2 separate regions of the Homo sapiens genome follow, and region 2 is linked to region 1. Evidence: read pairs that join two places in POLR2A ChIA-PET (ENCODE). Cell type or tissue: MCF 10A. All regions are shown on one strand. Each heading gives the region's core, and the rest is flanking DNA. Links, peaks and the distances in the headings are about the cores only.

Region 1 (4,408 bases), core at 197-4,196:
ATAAGAGGAAAACAATCAAAAGAAAACCCACACAGCAGAACCACAGATGTTAGAACTATTATAGCAGAAAAGAACTTTAAAATGGCAATTTTTAAATACACAGGAAAAGATGTACAAATTAGATGCAATATCAAATTTAAGAGAAATAGAAACTCTAAAAAGAGCAAACAGACATTCTAAAAGTTAAAAATACAATAAATGAAATTAAGAAATCTATGACCTATTCAAAGGCTGAGCGTGGTGGCTCATGCCTGTAATCCCAGCACCTTGAGAGGTTGGTGGATCACCTCCTGAGGTCAGGAGTTCAAGACAGCCTGGCCAATGTGGTGAAACCCCACGTTTACTAAAAATACAAAGAAAAAAAAATTAGCCGGGCGTGGTGGCACGTGCTTGTAATCCTAGCTACTCAGGAGGATGAGGCAGGAGAATCACTTGAACCTGGAAGGTGGAGGTTGCAGTGAGCCGAGATCACGCTACTGCATTCCAGCCTGGGTGACAAGAGCGAGATTCTGTCTCAAAAAAAAAAATCTATGACCTGTTCAAGCAATGAGGTAATTTTAAATGCACTATATTCAATATGTAAGAATTTTTCAAATATATTAAATAAAAATGATCCCATTCTTCTGTCACATGCCTCCCCCACACATCTCTAATCCCTCAACACAGCAAAGACTACTAGACAATCACAGCACTTTCAACTTGTTATCAGAATTCTTAGCAAAGACCTCTAGACACCAACACCAATAAGAGGTGGCATTGGAAATAAAACCTGTTTGATTTAGTCAAAACGTAGGTTGCCTTAATCACAGTGCTTATGAAAAAATGTAAAGTCACCACTTTGTAATGAAGCAGGGGACTAGGTGAACTTATAAAGTAAGTGAAAGTGTGTCATTGATTCCTGCCTCCTGCTTTGTCCTATTAAACAAAAACTTTGTGGTAAGGGCTCTACAATGTGAATTAAAAATCCTACCTCCCAGGTATATATTTGAGAGAAATTAGTGGATATGTACACAAAAGGACTTGTATAAAATGTTTTACACAGCTTTCTTCATAACAACCAAAAAGTAGAAACAATTCAAATTCCCACCATGGAATATTACACAGCAATAAAAAGGAACAAGCTACCAGCACGCACAGTAACACAGATACTGAGTAAAAGAAGCCATAATTAATCATATATACTGCATGATTCCATTTATATGACGTTCAAACCTAATCTATAGTGATATGAGTTAAAAAAAAAAAAAAGATTATCTCTGGGGAGGGTGGGCTGTCTTGGAAAGAGCTAATGGGAGTCTTTCTGGAGTACTGGAAATGTTTTGTGTCTTTCTATGGATAGTGATTGCAGTTATAAAAAGGCATCAAGCTGCGTACTTAGATTTGTGCAGTTCACACAGAAAAAATAATGATGATGATGAAAATAACCAGGCTGTGAGGTACGATATCTGCAAATGGCCAATAAACAAGAATCTTTGGGAATTATTAGATGATGTTAAGATACTACTGAACAGGAAGAATGGCGCTAATAAAGAAAGCATATTTTAATGACATGCTAGCTTTATTTGGCATTCTATGTGTCCTATAAAAATCTGTTTAAAATGATTCTTTTTAGATATATCTTCTGCACTAGATGAGAAGTTCATCTGGGGCAGGGGTTAGCAAACATTGTCTGTAAAAGTCTAGAGAGTAAGTATTTTCAGCTTTGCAGGCCATATGCTCACTGCTGCAACTACCCAATTCTGCCACTGTAGCACTAAAGCAGCCATACAAGGTAAGTAAATGAGTGAGTGTGGCCCAATTTGGCCCACTGGCCATAGTCTGCCAACTCCTGATCTAAAGGAAGAACTATAATAGCCTTTGTTTTCCGTGTTTATTTTCTACAGTACTTCACACACAGTAGGCACTCAGCGAAGCTAAAAGGAATCTTTAAAACCGTCTCTTCTAATCCCTCCACTCACGGTGAAAAACATCAATCAGAGGTTTAAATTTGCTCAACAGTACTACTTTTTAAAGCAGTGCCTCATTTTAATAAACATGCAAAGATTTAATAGTGATTTAAATTCCAAATTTTTTTACATGTAAAACATAAGTTTCAGAAGTTCAGACATTTTACATAGCATAAACTAAAAATAATTAGTTTAGAAAAATGTATCTTTACCTATAGTTTGGTTATAAGTTATCAATACGAGCTTTCAGTCACACAACCATAAGGGATCAATCTAGGAAGTACTAAAACCTCACCATATAAAATGAGGAGCTAAGACTAAACGAAACTTTCTCCAGGACTCAAGTTTTTCTAAAAGCCAAAATGGTAATGAACTTATTTAATAGTAGTTAGCATTATTAGGAAACACTTGATTATAACTTAACTAAATTATAAGGAAAACGTTTAACATAATTATACTTCAACACAGTAATATGATCTACACTAAAAAATTCTATTACAGGTTACTGAACATTTTTACGTGGCAGTCAAACAATCAGCCAACAGTAGAGGGCAGCATTTCTATTCACTATTAAAACCTAACTTAAAAAATTTGAAGTCTTTTAAAAAAAATCTAAAAAATCTGAAATACCTGTACTGAGACTTTCTTTTAACATATTTAATACCCCTTTCAAAGCTTCTAACATACAATTTTAATACAACCTACAAGTGAAAGTACCCTAATATAAATATGAATATTTAAATAAAAGATAGCTGTTTTACCCAAAGGAGTCAAATTTTGTATTCATAATTCCCAAACTGATAAACCAAAACAATTCAACAGTTCTCTGGTGACTTAATTCCTAAAATTCTATCAGTTATGTTAAAACAAATTTGCTGGGCACCCACTGGAATGACAAACATCCCCACACACGGGCATACATTTTCTTTACCCATATAAAGAATCACCAAAAGAATCATGAACTTTTGGCAAGTAGGAGATTCAGGGAACTGTTTCAGAAGACAAGGCAAAGCATCACTCTAAAATCTAAAATAAAGGCAGCAAAAAGAGGCTGACAAAGCAGAAACAGGTATGGGTAAAAGCATCTTTCAAGCTCCTTCTCTTTCATAATCCTTTTATTCCTATCTCCAGCTTGCCTTAATGAAACACCTGAACTTAAAGAAAGACATGATCCTATTACAAGAAATTCTGGTACTAAAGTTACTCTCAGAAGTTACTTGACAGCTGGGAAACCTCCATGCTAAAGAACACGAAATGCCCTCAGCTGCGGTTTAAGCAGAGTGCTTTATTGCTAACATAAGAAAATATACCATATATAACAATAATCCTAAATCACTCTTGTTGGGCCTTTTATGCTCTGAGTTAATTTTCCTACAGTGATTACGAGCCTGACAAAAATGACACTTCACTGCCTGGCCTCTAACAATATTAACTCCACCTCAACGGACATGTTTGCAAAGCAGCTAGCTAAGAACACAAGAACTTACAAACACAAAAATAAATCTCTCTTAGACATTATGTGGAAAAGCACAAAATACTGTAACCAAGCTGATTAAAGTACATAAAAATGTATATAAGTGTATGAACAATAATCAGAAACGCTGCCATGCTAGAAATGCTCACTAGCATCTTTTTGTCCCACAAAATATCTAAATCCAGAAGAGTATTTTTTTTAACTCGAAGAGAAGTACATTTTCATTTTCACTAAAAGGCAAAACAAAACAAACATTACACTTGGATTTAAAACATATTAATCAGAAAAGGAATACAGAGCTATTTATGACAGCCTTAAATTAGTAAATGGCATTAATACTACTGTAAATGGAGACCAAGATTTGGCAGTTCAGTAGCAGTGATGGTTTAGTCATCACATCTCACAACCTTGTCATTTGCAAACGTTTTAAAGTCAGATTCTTCATTGTGAAGAACATATAGTTATGGGGGGGCGGGGGGGAACAACCAAAAAACTAATCATCATTGCTTTAGCTCAACCCACATGCCTGTACTTAAGGGTATCCATGGTAGCAATGATGCAACGTGCCTACCTAGTTCACCGTGCCTACACAAGTGGGAGAGAGGGGAGGCGGATGATGAAAAAAATTTCACTTGGAAAGGTGTTTTAGTATTAACATGATAAAATTACATCAACTACACTGTCAGACTTTTAAAACACATATAGAATCACAAAGCTCTCTAAGACCAGAAAAGGGAGAAAAGAACAAGGGATGGGGTACACACCGCAGCCTTTAGTTCAAAAGAAAATCAAGAATTTTGCTCTTCCTGCTAGAGCCATTGGTTAAATATGTTCAAAGGGTTTATTTCTAATAATAGAACAAATTATTTTAATTTAGTTTTTTCAAAAGCAACTACAAACAATGTTTTAGGCTTCTAATTTCCAACCTACATCCTTCTCTATTTTTGCTTTAACAGTTATATAATAAAAATTTATAAATACTTTAGGA
Region 2 (4,408 bases), core at 87-4,086, 60 kb after region 1:
TTTATGTGCTCAGTGAAGAAACATTAGAAAACAGAAAAGCACTAAGAAAAAAAAAATTAACCAAACTCACACAAGCCAAAGATAACAGCCAACTAACATTTGCTGTAGATATGTCTAGTATTTTCCATGCATATATATATATATATGTTTCTTAGAAAAATAGTATCATACATGTTATTTTGTAGTCTGCTTTTTTTAAGGAATTTACATTTATTTTATAGCTTCAAAAAGGCTTGGTGCATGATAATGACAGAAAATTAAGGATCTATACAAGGGATATTTACCCCCGGGAAGATGTATGTTACAACTCAGTTAATGCGTCAAATGTTAAATGTTGTGATACCGGCGTTTTATTTAGATGTTTCCCATTTATGATGATTGTTAAACATACATCACATGTCTACACAGACATACACCTTCCAAGCTGGGAATCAGGTCTGAGTGATCCTGTCGGTGTTCTGCCCACAATTTCATGAGTGACCTTAAGCAAATCAACTCAATGCTGCTTCTCTAGATAAAGTCCCAATCTTGTCTGGCACATCCAGCCGTAAAAACTCCTATCCAGTTCCCGGAATGTACCATGCTCTTCCGTGCTGCCATATTTTTTAACATCATTTTTTGGGGGGCCTAAAACACTCCTTCCTATCTGCCTCATTAACTCTTCATTATCTTTGTAAATTAAAAAAAATTTAAATTATAGTAAAATAGATATAAAATACACCATCTTACCCTTTTTTTTTTTATTCTGAGACAGAATCTCACTGTCACCCCAGCTGGAGTGCTGCACTGGCGTGATCTCAGCTCACTGCAACCTCTGCCCCCCCGAGTTCAAGAGATTCTCCTGCCTCAGCCTCCTGAGTAGTTGGGATTACAGGTGCCTGCCACCATGCCTGGCTAATTTTTGTACTTTTAGTAGAGATGGGGTTTCACCATCTTGGCCAGGCTGGTCTTGAACTCCTGACCTCATGATCCACCTGCCTCGGCCTCCCAAAGTGCTGGGATTAAAGGCGTGAGCCACCGCGCTGGGCCTTACCCATCTTTAAGTGTACAGTTCAGCAGTGTTATGTACATTCCCATTGTTGTGCACCCGATCCCCAGAGCTCTTTCATCTTGCAAAACTGAACCTGTACACACATTAAACAGTGTCTCTGCATTCCTCCCTCTCCCCGCTGCGAGCGATCGCTGTTCTACCTTCCGCCTCTAGGAATTCCACTGCTCTAGATGCCTCATGCACGTGGACTAATACGGTATTTGTCTTCTTTGTAGCTGGCTTATTTCACTTAGCATAATGTTCTCAAGGTCCAACCATGTGGTAGCACGTATCAGAATTTCCTTCCTTTATAAGGCTGAATTAAATTCCATTGTATGTATGTACCTCATTTTGTTCATCCATTCATCTATGGATGGACATTTGGGTTGTTTTTATTGTTGGTTGCTATAAACATGTGTGGACAAATTATCTCCTCAAGACCCTACCTTTAATTCTTTTGGGTATACACCCAGAAGTGAAATTGCTGGATCAATTGCTGATGGTCATTCTATTTTTGTAGCCTCCTTTTAAAACTTTGCTTTTTAGTACTTATTTTCCCCAAATTAATAATTTCTCAGGTAAATAAGAAACCAATCTTTTACAGAATAGTTTTTTTATCATCCATAGAGTGTTTTATCAAATGGCCATACTTATTAAATTGGTTGCTTCCAGATTTCCATTATGAAAAACCATGCTAGATAAACAAATGTTTATCCATAAGATGAATTCTTGGAAGTGAAATTACTGGATTAAGAGGTGTACATTTTAAAAATATTGATGCATAGTGTTATGGTATATGTACAAACTTCTAAAGGTTTATTTTTATGAAGCATCAGCCTCTGTTGCCAGCACTCTGTATAAGCAGGGCAAAGGCTGGCAGCTTAAGTACTCTCTAGTCTTTTTAAACTTTACCCTCAAAGAAAATAAATCTTTATACCAAAATTCTTATTCAGAAGTGAAAGTGTTATATAAGTCATCATTGACAGTAAACACAGTGAATGATCAGATCTTGCTGCTTAAATTTTAAATTAATATAAGTAATATCAAATCCATTTTTAAATGGTCCTCCCTCAGTAAACATAAAAAGTTCCTTCAAATTCATATATTATTTTTCAGATTACAAACCACTTCCACTTATGTTTTCTTACATATTCCTTATAGTTAGTTATTGTTTTCCCTGGTTTACACATGAAGAAATCGAGGCCCAGAGAAGTGACTTGCCTGAGGCAACAGAGCTGATAATCAGTGTCTTCTAGTTCCAAGTACATTGCTTTTCAAGCTGCGGATGACTCATCTTAACCAGTCCTTGAGGTCTTGTAGTAAGTAAGCATAGTGGAGACTTTTCCAAGCTTCTTTTTCAAACCAGAAAGAGGTAGTCGTGGTTTTTGGAAAGTAGCTAAAACTATGATTTAATAAGAGGGAATTTTGTAGCCAAAACCTAGTACATAAAATATAAATAGCCCTCCTTCTTTCCCCTAGAATTGTGCGATGCCCTTTGTGGTGCTGGTATGGCATGGTGTCAAACGTGTGGGCTCCGGCGTCATCCTGCTTGGACTGGAATGTTGGCACCAGGATACTAATTTTGTGATCTGAACAAGTCAACCTCTCTGCACTTCCATTTCCTTACCTGCAAAATGTGTAACAAGACCTCCCATCTCAGTGGAATGTTGTGAGGATTGGATGAGATAATGTCGGTAAAGTAATTAGCACTGTACCTGGCGCAGGCTCACTGCCTGATACATAGTAATCCTTACTACTAGGTGTTAAGGACCTAAGTAACACTGTTCCTCTGTTTTATCCTGGGGAGAAGGGTACATGAAATGGGCTAGTGAACAAGTTAAGAGAGAAAATAGCCTTCTCTGATCCCTCGGCTGATTAAAGAAGGTAATTAGAGGCTTCTCTAGTAAAGTGTAGGCTCATATCGTTCAGTTCAAATATTTTTTAAGTCTCCCTAGTTATTTCTTCTGTTACCAACGGGTTATTTAGTAGTTATGTTGTTAAACTCCAAATGGTTGAGGATTTCCATATATCTTCAGTTATTAATTTCTATTTTAATTCTGTTGTGATCAGAGACGGTGAATGTTCAATGTGTACTTTAAAAGAACGTGTATTCTGCTGTTTTGGGAAATATTGTTCTAGAAAACGTAATGAGTCAAATTGGGTGATAGTGTTCTTCATGTTTTCTATAACTGGTTTTTTGTAACTTGTTCATGTTTTCTATTGCTATTGTTTTTCTATTTACTTTGTCTATCAATTATTGAAATAGGACTTTGTGGAAAATTCTAACTATATGTGAATTCCTCTAATTGCCCTTTGCCCTTTGTTAGTTTTTGTTTCATGTGTTTTAAAGCTTTGTTATTAACTGCACATCCATCTAGAATTGTTACATCTTGCTGAATTAACTCGTCTACATTATGAAATACCCGTCTTTATTACTGTAATACCCTTGGTCCTGAAATCTATTTTGTCTGATATTAATATTGTTGCTCCAGTTTTCTTATAGTCAGTGTGTAATGTATCTCTTTCTACCTTTTTTACTTTTAACCAGCTTGTCTTCATATATTTAAACTCCTTTTTTTGTAGAAAGTATTAAGTTGAATGTTGCCTTTTTATCCATTATGATAATATCTGCCTTTTAATCAGGATGTTATGACTATTTACATGTAATATAATTACACTGATTACATTTAATATAATTAAATCAATTAATATAATATACTATAACATAATATAGTTAGGTGTAACTCTACAAGCTTACTTCTTTTTTTTTTTTCTGCTTGACTCATCTGTTCTTTGTTCCTTTACCTCTTCTTTTCCTGACCTCTTTTGGAGTAAGTGATTTATTTCTTAGGATTCTATTTTATCTCCACTGTTCCCTTACTAGCTATAATTCTGTTTTATGTTTTAGTGGTTGCTATAGGGCTTGTAATATGTATTTTTAACTTACCACAACCCACCTTCAAATAATATTAGCACTTCAAGCATAGTATAAAAACTTTACATCAGTGTATTTCCATTTTCCTTCTTAGGTCCTTCATATCAATGCTGTACATTTTAGATTCCTATTTATTGCAAAATCCACAATATGTCATTATTAACTTTGCTTAGAACAGGCCATTTAAATTTAAATATAGTAAAAATCGGAAAAAATCTTTTATATTTACCCACCTATCTACCATTTTCAGAACTCTTCATTCCTTAGGTAAGCCTGAGTTTCTGTCTGGTTCCTTTTCCTTCTGCCTGAAGATATTCTTTTTAACATTTATTATAGTGAAAAATCTGCTGGCAATTACTTCTCTCAGCTTTTTAAAATCTGAAGATGTCTTTATTTTATCTTTGTTTTTAAGAGATATTTTTTCCACAGGCTTTAGGATTCTA

Evidence for each region. Peaks named below come from ENCODE experiments on the same cell type or tissue, not always from the same donor. Only the 100,000 strongest peaks of a DNase experiment are listed, where the experiment ranks them.
Region 2: POLR2A ChIA-PET joins it to region 1 with 5 read pairs; 5 of 35 experiments call an interaction of 5 or more read pairs at or near these places.

Annotation. Positions count from the first base shown.
Region 1 is chr3:197,254,541-197,258,948 of GRCh38, forward strand. The region is part of intron 4 of DLG1 (discs large MAGUK scaffold protein 1); the gene reads right to left. Among named protein-coding and RNA genes, the nearest start is that of MIR4797, 37 kb to the right of the region's middle. In MCF 10A, for the core only: a CTCF peak has its summit at 2,493 (motif pointing right); a DNase peak (open chromatin) is centred at 2,491.
Region 2 is chr3:197,315,138-197,319,545 of GRCh38, forward strand. No RefSeq gene overlaps it. Among named protein-coding and RNA genes, the nearest start is that of DLG1, 19 kb to the left of the region's middle. In MCF 10A, for the core only: no CTCF peak of the experiment used is centred there; a DNase peak (open chromatin) is centred at 2,284.